Linked DNA regions of Homo sapiens: all the other regions are linked to region 1. A link is a contact called in ENCODE Hi-C or POLR2A ChIA-PET data. All regions are on one chromosome and are shown on one strand. The core of a region is the stretch at or near the end of the contact, and the rest is flanking DNA. Distances in the headings are between cores, read along the strand shown. Region 1 holds the start of ID3 (inhibitor of DNA binding 3). Region 2 holds the start of UBXN11 (UBX domain protein 11). Region 3 holds the start of SH3BGRL3 (SH3 domain binding glutamate rich protein like 3).

Region 1 (3,351 bases), core at 852-3,351:
CAATTAGTTCCATTTTATAGATGGGAAAATAGAAGCACCCAGGATAACTCAGCCAAAGTCTACACAATTAGTTTAAACAAAAAAAGAAGAAGAAGAAGAAGAATGGGCATTTGCACAGAAATCTGCCTGGCCCGTGATTTTTCTAGAACCCTCTGGACTTGACCGTTTTGCCACAGAAGTCTGCAAGATAGGAAAAGAAGGATCTTCTCTTCGGTTATTCAGGAGTTCCTACAGCCATTATTTTGCCTTTCCTGACCAAATAGCTGGCACTTGACGGCTGTAGCATGTAAAGACTGACTTGCCCACTCACAGGTTTTCTTCCTCTTTTCTTACTGAAGAGCCTGTCCTTGAAAAAAACATTCCAGGAAGAAATCTTTCTTGGGCCACAGAGCCCTGTGGTTTGATGGAAAAGAACGAGGCTTCAAGACTGGCTCTGCTATTACTTGTAGTGTGACATTGGGCATGTCTTAAATGCCTTCCTTGGGCCCCTCAGCATCTTTCACCTACATATCCAAATTTCACACAACCTTGGACTTCTACAATTGGAAAGGATTTTAAATAATCACTTAGTACCATCGTCTATTTTACTCACAAGGCAATTAAAGCCAGAGTACCTGGGCTTGTTCAAGATTACATGACAAATTATTGTCAGGGCTAGCATGATGAACCCAGGGCTCTCAATTCCCAGTCAGTGTCCTTTTCAACCGTTTTGCGACTCTCTTTGGCTCTGAGCCCCCCTTGTCCTGTTAATCAGTGCCACACATTATCGAACTCTTGTTTCCTGTGTTAATCTTGTCTCCCCAAATTGTGAGATTCTTGAAAGCAGGAGCCACTGTTTTATGCGGAGGGACTCCATAAATATTCACCAATGATTCATTAGGAAAGCAACTATTGGGGGAATCCCACTTGGTCATTTCCAAAATGGAAAGCAGCATCTTGGAAGTGCAGGTCCCCAAATGTCTAGGGAGGTGACAAGAAGGCAAGCAAAGAATCAAAGAATACTGAGCACAGTGTCCTGTTGCAATACAGGACTTAGTTTGCCGGCCCTCTGGTTCCTTTCCTGGTCTTTCAGATGGAGCTGGAGCTACTTCAGCAGGGCTAAGAATAATCAAGTCCAGGTGGCCTGCCCTTCCATAGCAGAAAGGGACAGACAATAGAGCAATGAAATTACCACTGTTTTCTACACAGAGGTGTGTGGAAAGTGAAGAGAGGGGAAGTTAAGAAATTTGCTGACCCAATTGGGTGGGGGGGGGCTCTTAAAAAGGTTTATGTAGAAATTGTCCCATCTGTGCCTCCATATTTAAAACCTTGTCCAAAATTCTAATTGAACTCACAAAGCACAACTGTGCATATATTTAGTTCGTTATGGAGTTTATGGGGCAGAGGGTCCAGGCTCCTTTTTTCCCCATGCAAAAAGCATGGGCTCAAGCTTTCTTCTTTTCCCCTGTTGCTCAAATAAATAGTGTTCTTTGCTCAAACCCCCTTTCCCTCCTCCTTCTGCAATCTCAGCGCCTAGCGCAAATCTGTTTTCTTCATTGTAACCTCAGCTTCACCGCAATTAATTTTTTTTCCCTCTGGTCACAAGATAATTCCTGACGCCAGTGAGTCTGGAGGTCAGACGAACAGCAAATTGGGGAACAAGGCGGCACTAATTCCTTACAAGTTTCCCTTGAAAAATCTTTCGCTTAAAAAAAACGGGGGGTGGGGGGAGCTTCTTTGCTGTTCAGGGATTTATGACCTCGGAGGAGCTGTGGCTCGAACCAGTGTTGGGCTAAAGGCGGACTGGCAGGGGGCAGGGAAGCTCAAAGATCTGGGGTGCTGCCAGGAAAAAGCAAATTCTGGAAGTTAATGGTTTTGAGTGATTTTTAAATCCTTGCTGGCGGAGAGGCCCGCCTCTCCCCGGTATCAGCGCTTCCTCATTCTTTGAATCCGCGGCTCCGCGGTCTTCGGCGTCAGACCAGCCGGAGGAAGCCTGTTTGCAATTTAAGCGGGCTGTGAACGCCCAGGGCCGGCGGGGGCAGGGCCGAGGCGGGCCATTTTGAATAAAGAGGCGTGCCTTCCAGGCAGGCTCTATAAGTGACCGCCGCGGCGAGCGTGCGCGCGTTGCAGGTCACTGTAGCGGGACTTCTTTTGGTTTTCTTTCTCTTTGGGGCACCTCTGGACTCACTCCCCAGCATGAAGGCGCTGAGCCCGGTGCGCGGCTGCTACGAGGCGGTGTGCTGCCTGTCGGAACGCAGTCTGGCCATCGCCCGGGGCCGAGGGAAGGGCCCGGCAGCTGAGGAGCCGCTGAGCTTGCTGGACGACATGAACCACTGCTACTCCCGCCTGCGGGAACTGGTACCCGGAGTCCCGAGAGGCACTCAGCTTAGCCAGGTGGAAATCCTACAGCGCGTCATCGACTACATTCTCGACCTGCAGGTAGTCCTGGCCGAGCCAGCCCCTGGACCCCCTGATGGCCCCCACCTTCCCATCCAGGTAAGCCTCGAAGTCGGGACAGGGCTGAACACCCAGGCAAGGATGCTGCGGGACCCTCGGAGCTCCCGATTGCCTCGCGTAACTCTTCCCTCTTTTCCTCTAATCAGACAGCCGAGCTCACTCCGGAACTTGTCATCTCCAACGACAAAAGGAGCTTTTGCCACTGACTCGGCCGTGTCCTGACACCTCCAGGTGAGTATCTCCTCTCTTGGAGAGGGAGGTTTAAACGGCAAGTCCTGGAGTTGGCAGACGTTTTGAAAAATTGCCACTCACTCGGTTTAGGGAAACTGAGGCCAGAGAGGGACAAGTGACTTGCCCATGGTTGCATCAAATGAATGGCAGAGTCAGTTTCCATGTGATGTGCATTTAAGCCTTAAATGCGCCTGGGCCCTGCCCTCCCGCAGTGGCCGAGGGTCTGGCAAAGTAGACATGGGTCCGACTAAATACAAGTCTTTCTGTTCCATGTTGTATAGGGAGCTGTCTTCGGCAGCCCCCTCCCAGCTAGTGTCAATTCCAAGTAGGAGGGGTAGCGCAAGCTCCGCCTGTGGTCTTTGGCGCCAACTGGGTGGGGGCAGCGTGGGGCGCGGAGTTATCAGCTGGAGGTACAGACCAAGTTTCCTCCCTGGCGCCGGCCAGTCTGCGGACGGCCCCCGCCTCGGCACGCTCGGCGGAAACTGACTGCTCCTTGGTCTTCTTTCCTCCCCCGCCCAGAACGCAGGTGCTGGCGCCCGTTCTGCCTGGGACCCCGGGAACCTCTCCTGCCGGAAGCCGGACGGCAGGGATGGGCCCCAACTTCGCCCTGCCCACTTGACTTCACCAAATCCCTTCCTGGAGACTAAACCTGGTGCTCAGGAGCGAAGGACTGTGAACTTGTGG
Region 2 (3,351 bases), core at 582-3,081, 2.7 Mb before region 1:
TTCCTTGGCTTATCTATGCCTGCCTTGTTTACCAGAGTGAAAGTTTCTAGGAAGAGCGTGGACTCTTGAGGCTGACCGTTCTGGGTTTGAATCCACTTCTGCTTCCTGCCTTTATAATCTTATGCAAGCCGCTGTACTACCCTGAGCTTGTTTTCTCATCTGTTTTTTTCTTTTTTCTTTTCTTTTCTTTTTTTTTTTTTTGACAGAGTTTCACTCTTGTTGCCCAGGCTGGAGTGCAATGGTGCGATCTCAGCTCACCGCAACCTCCGCCTCCCAGGTTCAAGCGATTCTCCTGCCTCAGCCTTCCTGAGTAGCTGGGATTACAGGCATGCGCCATCATGCCCGGCTGATTTTGTATTTTTAGTAGAGACGGGGTTTCTCCATGTTGGTCAGGCTGGTCTCGAACTCCCGACTTCAGATGATCCGCCTGCCTCAGCCTCCCAAAATGCTGGGATTACAGGCGTGAACCACCACGCCCGGCCCTCATCTGTAAATTTCATGTTACCATCTGGTACTTGGCACTCAGTAGTAGTAGCTCTCTTTAGCTTCCAATTTGCATATAAAGAATGCTGTCCACTTTGGGAGGCAGAGATGGGCGGATGGCTTGAGCTCAGGAGTTTGAGACCAGGCTGGGCAACATGGCAAGACCCCGTCTCTACAAGAAAATACAAAAACTAGCTGGGCGTTGTTGTGCACACCTGTAGTCCCAGCTACACTGGTGGCTGTGATGGGAGGATAGCTTGAGCCTGGGAGGCGGATGTTGCAGTGAGCAGAGCCTACCCTTCCCTGAATGTGGTAGGCTAGAAAGTCAAACGGAAAATTAAAAAAAAAAAAAAAAAAAAGCAACAGAAAAACACTCTTGGGTTGTGCAGAGAAAGGGCTTTTGAACCTGGGCACAAAGAAGTGAGTGCCTGAGATCAGAAATCATAAACTCCCAGACCATCACAGCTGAAAGGGTGAAGAGATGATGATGATGATTAACAGCAGGAAACGTTTTTGAAAAAGTGCTCTCTACAGGTGTTTCTGTTTCGGCTTTCCCCTTTAAAATCGTGTACTTTGCATTACCTTATTTAATCCTCACGGCAACCCAGTGGGGGTAGGTATTATCACTGTTTTACAGATATAAAAACTAAGGTGTATAAAGTGCCCAAGAACACACAGTAAGGAGCCAGGACTCCTAATTCCAAAGTTCGTGGTCTTAACTGCCTTTAGCTGTTTTGGTGACTGAGTCTAATCCAACACAATTTTACAGATGAGGCTCTGGGAGGGGAAATTGTCTTACCCAACTCTTAACACAAGGGAACTAGAATTTGGGCCGCCCTTCCGGGCGCCAATCTGGTCAAGGATTTGTCACAGAAACTCAGATTTAGGAAACATTTATTAAGTACTTGCATCATTGCAATCCATCCTCAAAGCAGCCTCCGTGAAGTATTACAGTACTTCGTGTTACAATACTGATCATATGGGGAAATAAGCTAAGAGGGATAATTCCTCCCAAGATCAATTTAGCAAAATAGCGGCACTGTCGGGATCACACATTCAGGTCCTGAATGTGAGGCTGCCAGCAGTTTCATTAACCTAATCCCAGGCTCCTTCCTCCCGCACCTGAGGGTAGGAACGAACCACCCCCCCCCCCCACCCCGCCCCGGACCTGGAGCCCTCTCAGAGCGGTGCATTCTGGGATTCGCCCGCGAAGAATACCGACTCTGTGGGCCAATAGAATCCGAGCACAGGCGACTGTATCCACCTTCGCTGTCTGCAGGTTGCTCAGGCCTCCCTCAAACTAGCCAATGAGAAGTGCACGGGTCCTGGTCGCCTAGGAAACCGCGTGACAACAAGATGGCGGCGCTGCGGGACGGCTAGCGGCCCTGCGTGGTGAGTCTGGCTTAAGACCTTTCTGCCCCTGGAGTCCCCACGCAGGCTGGAGCCCGAGCCCCGAGGGCCTGCGAGCTCCGCGGCTCCCACAGGAGAGGTTCAAGACCCTGCTTACCATGACTACGCGTGGAGGCGGAAGGAGGCGACACGGCCTCCAGGGCTGGGTTAGATCGTGATAGACGTCGCTCCCTGAGCGCGTCCTGGGGGCATTAGGGAGTCCTGGCAGCGGGCCGGACCGTGTCCCCGCCAGAGCTCTGGGCTCTGGGGATGACGGAGAGGCCGAGGAGGTGTGAAGAAGAATGTTGTGAGTCAAGCACAGCACTGAGTTTGGTTCCAAAGATGTAGAGGCATGGTGCAGAGATTTGCTCTCAGAGCCAGGTCTGAAGTGGGTGACAACTCTGCCTTAAGGACCTTTTGGCCTGAGGGGTAGTCACAGTCCTGCCCTTGGAAGCCCCAAAGTGAAGGAGTTAGGCGACTGTCCTCAGGGCTCCCTAATCTGAAGGAGAAAGAGATATGCCCCTGCCCTCAGGAGTCCCCCCAAACGGACAGGGAAATGCAGCCTTTGCCTTCAGGGGCCCTTGTAATCTGGGAGAAGATTAACCTGGAGACAATGTGTCGGACTGGACTGGAGTGACACTGGAAGTAGGGAAGTCAGTTGGGAGCCATGTGACAGCCCCCAGAATGGGCAGTGAGAGTCCCACTAGGACGGCCGACGGTGGCCATGGAAAGGGGCAGCTATATGTGAGAGAGTTTAGCCTGCAGGGTTTGATGTAAGAGGCAAGATGGCGTAAGAGGGAAGGAAGGAGAGAAAAAATGTGGTTGGGTGATGGGGTCCCATTAAGAAGGGGGAAGTGGGAGGAAGTGAGTTTGACGAAAATGTTGGATTTGGTTTAGGAGTTTTGTTTTTTTTTCCCATGACAGCTTTATTGAGATATAATTCACGTATTACATACTTCACTCCTTTAAAGTGTAAATTTCAATTTTTAGTATATTTTAGTATATATTCCATTTATATGAAATGTGCAGTGTGGGCAAGTCTATAGAACAGAAAGTAGATTTGTGGTTGCCTAAGGCTGCCTTGGAAAAGGGGTGGGGGCTGGAGGGTAAATTGGGGGTGACTGCCAAAGGGTACAGGGTTTGTTTAGGCTGACGAAAATGTTCTAAAATTGTGATGGTAGTACAGCTCTGTGAATATACTAAAAAGAAAATTACACTGTAAGAAGGTGAAATATGTGAATTATATCTCAAAGCTGTTTTATGAAAAAGGTTGCATACTGTATAATTCCATTTGTGTAACTTTTTTGAAGTAAGAAAATTATAGAGATGGGCCAGGTGGGGTGGCTCACGCCGGTAATCCTAGCACTTTGGGAGGCTGAGGCAGGAGAATTGCTTGAACCTGGGAGGCGGAGGTTGCAGTGAGCCGAGATTGCGCCATTGCTCTCCAGCCTGGGCGACAGAGCGAGACTCCATCTCAAA
Region 3 (3,351 bases), core at 556-3,055, 2.7 Mb before region 1:
GCAGCTGGGTACCCACCTCCCATGATACACTCATTCTTAGCCATTGTGCTCCAACACAGGCGCATGGGATGGCCACACTCACTGACAGGCATGGAGATGTGCACTACACACCAAGGCACAAGCATGATATGGACACATGCATGTGAACTGGAGGGTGGCCCACCCAGACATCTCCAGAAACCACTGGTCCATACAGGTATTTGTGTGTCAGACATATCCAAACACATGCACTAACAAACACAGAGGTGACAGTCACAAGAGAACAGCTCAGCCACCCTTCCCACAGAGCAGTCTCAGCACAGTCACAACTACCAACCTTGCCCAGGGCAGGGACCCAGGAGGCCCAGGCCACAACCAACCAGACACAGTGCCAATGGAACAGGACATCATTTAATTGCCTCTAGGGTCCTCCTGGGAGAGGGACTGCGGGGCCTTTGGCAGAGCTCTGGCTGATGGAACCAACAGAGGTGCCCATCAGCCAGTGCCAGGCAGGATGGCGGCCCCAATGCTTGGCTGGGGGCAGCCAGCATTTGGGGCTGTTGCTTAAGACAATTTCTGAGACTAATGGGTAAGGAATGTTGCCTTTAGATGGAGGAGAGGGGACTACATTTAGAGAGGAGGGAGGAGAAGTGGCCTGCATTGGGGGAGGGACTCTAAGGTTAGGTTAGGAATGACAGGGAGTTGGTCAAAAGGTCCTTCATGGCCAGGTGAAGGCTGGGGGGAGTGTGGTGATGGAGTCCAGCAGGGGAACTCTGGACAGGCTTGACTCAAGCCAGCTTCAGGAACTCCTGCAGCGTGTTTTGTTCCACAGCCTCCACGAAGAGCTCATAGTCCTGGAGAAGGGGAGGCGAGGGGTGGTCACCTGAATGCAGGGGGCCCAAGTGCTTTGTGGCAGATATGACCCTGGCTAGAGTCCTCTTCCAACACTCCCCCCACCCCCCCGTCCCCCAGCCCATACCCCACAGTACTGGTCCCCGTTGACAATCTGGGGTGGGGTGGCCTTGGGGTTGCCTGCCAAGGCTCGCATCTCATCCCTCAGGGCGTTGTCCTGGGAGATGTCCACTAGCTGGTATTGGATGCGCTTCCCATCCAGGATTCGGGTCACCTCGCTCTGCTGGGACTTGATCTGGGGACAGAGGGTGGGTAGGGGTTAGTGGATAGGCTGGAGGATTTATGGGGGAAATGCTGGGCAGGGTGAGAGAGGCTGTGACCAGGAGCTTTTGTCCCCCCATTCCCCTCCACACTAGGGGAGGGTTCTGGCCTCTAGGAGTTGGGAGGATGAGTCAGGCTTGAGGTGGTGCAGGATGAAGAGAGGGATTATCAGCCACGGGGGAGGGGGTCAGAGTGAAGGGAAGTGGGATCAGGCTCAGGGTGGGGAGGGGAGGGGAGGGCAGGCTGCGGTCGTGGTCAGGGTCAGCCCGGTAGTGGGAGTGCAGAGAATGGGTGTGGGGTTGATGGGGGATGGGCACGGGAAGTTCATGCCGCGGCTGCAAAGGACCCAGGATGCCCGATGAAGACATTCAGGATGGGGCCTCGGGACCGGGTCCGGGAGACCGTGCCCAGCACCTCGCCGACGCACTCCCCCCACCCCGCCCCCGTCCTGGGGGTGGGTCCCGGGCGCTAGGGTCCAAAGCACCGGGATACAGCCCTGCGCTTTCCCCCAGCGCCAGTCCGGGCGCGCACTTACTTCGCGGGAGCCGGTGACCGACGTGCTGTAGACGCGCAGGCCGCTCATGCTGGGGGTAGACAGACGGGCCGGCGGGCAGAGGGCGGCGGTAGCGGCAGCTGCACTGCCGGGAGACGACGCCGCCGCCGTGCTCGGGAGCGGTTTCCTTCCTGCTCCGCCCGCCAAGTCATCGCGCTCGGGACCAATGGGCGGCGCGGGCAGGCGGGGTGGGACCTGCGCGACACCGCCCCGCACGCCAGAGGCCCCTTCCCTTCCCCCTCGGTTACCAGGCGCGCAACGGACCCGTCCCACGCAGGGCGCCCCTTCTGCGGCTGCCCTGATCGTCCTTTTCGGCCCTTCCCTGATCTGGAGCTCAGTGTGAGACTGGGGAGGGGCCTGGGTGGCAGGACAGGCCCGGGAGAGGGTCTGGCAGAAGCCTCCCTCTCCAGCCGCACACAGGTTTGGTGCATCCAACTCCCCAGCCACGAGAGCCGCTCTCTCCAGGAGGAGGTGCTCTAATAGCACAGGGAAGCTTGGGGCTTTGGAAGGTTTGAGCTGCTTTCAGACCCAAAGTTCTCTAAGAACCTTGCTCCAAGGGATCCCTCGCTCCACCACCCAACACGCACCACTAACCCTAGGGGATAGGAAGCATAGGACAGCAGGAAGAGCCCATGCTTAGAGATTTTCCCCCAAGTTCCTCTCCACTCAGGTGGGAAGGTTTAGACAAGGAAGGGTGATAGCAGGACGCAGAGGCCACACCCTCAAGGAACCAGATGGAGACCAAGGCTGACAGCTGGAAAGCGTGGCGGTAGAGGATGATGTCAGGACTCGAGAGCCTAGGCTCAAGCTGACCCTTAAGATCCACCCCAGGTCTTGGGGTGGTCCAAGCTCAACCCCAGCTCCATGCTGCAGATGGCATTCCCAAACTGCTACTACTCCCAGCAAGAATTCAGCGGTTGAGGGGGCAGACTCCAGCAACGAGCCCAACTTTGGAGACCTAGCTGTCTGGCACTCAACATCATGCTTCTCAGATGTCCCCCTGGTCCAGGGCTCAGGCAGGTTAACAGCCCAGAAAGACAACCCTTGCTCTGGTAAAGCCACTTCCTCACAGCAACCCAGAGGCTGCCAACTTCCTGAGAGGACTGCTGAAACTTTCCAGTGACAAACTTCTGTTATGACTCAGGGAAGGTTTGCCCAAGAGAAAGTGAGTGGGAAGAGATCTGGTTCTATAGAACGACAGAGGAGCAGAGGTGGCAGAGATAGATAGGGACATGAGGCTGGCTGGACCTGCCAAAGGTTCCTCCACGCTGCTGCCTGGGGGACCTGGCTGAACACCCAGGTGTTTGGCTCTAACAAGCCAAAGTGAGGGGTAGAATAGCGTGGTGGTGGTGATGGAAGGGTATGGAAAACTGAGGAGTCTGTTAAGATACTTTATTTTATAATCAAAATACGCAATACAAACAAATGGACATAACAAAGATTCATATAAATAACTGGTTATAAACTTTATGAGGAAAAATACCCGTCAGCATGGTGGCTGGGCTCCCAATGCACAGGGTGGAGACCAACCAGGCGGCTCTGCCTTTAAGCAGCAGGAGCCCAGAGGCTGAAGGGCTGGCTGGGTGGGGCTGCTCTGAATGGAAGGGATAAGTCACTCCATAAATAAAACACAAACTTGTAAAAAC

The links. Hi-C counts contacts between places; a loop is a spot of excess contacts on that map. ChIA-PET counts read pairs that join two places held with the same protein, here RNA polymerase II (POLR2A). Pooled maps may share reads with other maps.
Region 2: a loop to region 1 is called in a pooled map, with 8 times the contacts of the local background. The contact joins the promoter of UBXN11 here to the promoter of ID3 in region 1. A Hi-C loop is called at or near these places in 3 of 50 pooled maps. POLR2A ChIA-PET finds 5 or more read pairs at or near these places in 2 of 52 experiments (H1 and activated CD4-positive, alpha-beta T cell).
Region 3: POLR2A ChIA-PET joins it to region 1 with 11 read pairs in naive thymus-derived CD4-positive, alpha-beta T cell. The contact joins the promoter of SH3BGRL3 here to the promoter of ID3 in region 1. A Hi-C loop is called at or near these places in 1 of 50 pooled maps. POLR2A ChIA-PET finds 5 or more read pairs at or near these places in 2 of 52 experiments (Caco-2 and naive thymus-derived CD4-positive, alpha-beta T cell).

The regions. Positions count from the first base shown.
Region 1 is chr1:23,558,251-23,561,601 of GRCh38, reverse strand. It overlaps ID3 (inhibitor of DNA binding 3), which reads left to right and starts at 2,101. Exons shown (of 3, transcript NM_002167.5): 1 at 2,101-2,475; 2 at 2,583-2,667; 3 at 3,187-3,351. The coding sequence starts at 2,176. The coding sequence ends at 2,642. All of the region lies in intron 2 of LOC124903876 (a long non-coding RNA gene), which reads right to left. RefSeq lists silencers at 1,788-2,034, 1,902-2,161 and an enhancer at 3,102-3,231.
Region 2 is chr1:26,305,116-26,308,466 of GRCh38, reverse strand. UBXN11 (UBX domain protein 11) reads left to right here and starts at 1,831. Exons shown (of 15, transcript NM_001389556.1): 1 at 1,831-1,875. RefSeq lists enhancers at 1,501-1,590, 1,991-2,040.
Region 3 is chr1:26,278,540-26,281,890 of GRCh38, reverse strand. It overlaps SH3BGRL3 (SH3 domain binding glutamate rich protein like 3), which reads right to left and starts at 1,805. Exons shown (of 3, transcript NM_031286.4): 1 at 1,688-1,805; 2 at 959-1,126; 3 at 369-833. The coding sequence starts at 1,735. The coding sequence ends at 768. CEP85 (centrosomal protein 85) reads right to left here. Exons shown (of 14, transcript NM_001319944.2): 14 at 3,083-3,351. RefSeq lists enhancers at 510-1,396, 1,397-2,284 and silencers at 1,524-1,973, 1,450-2,021.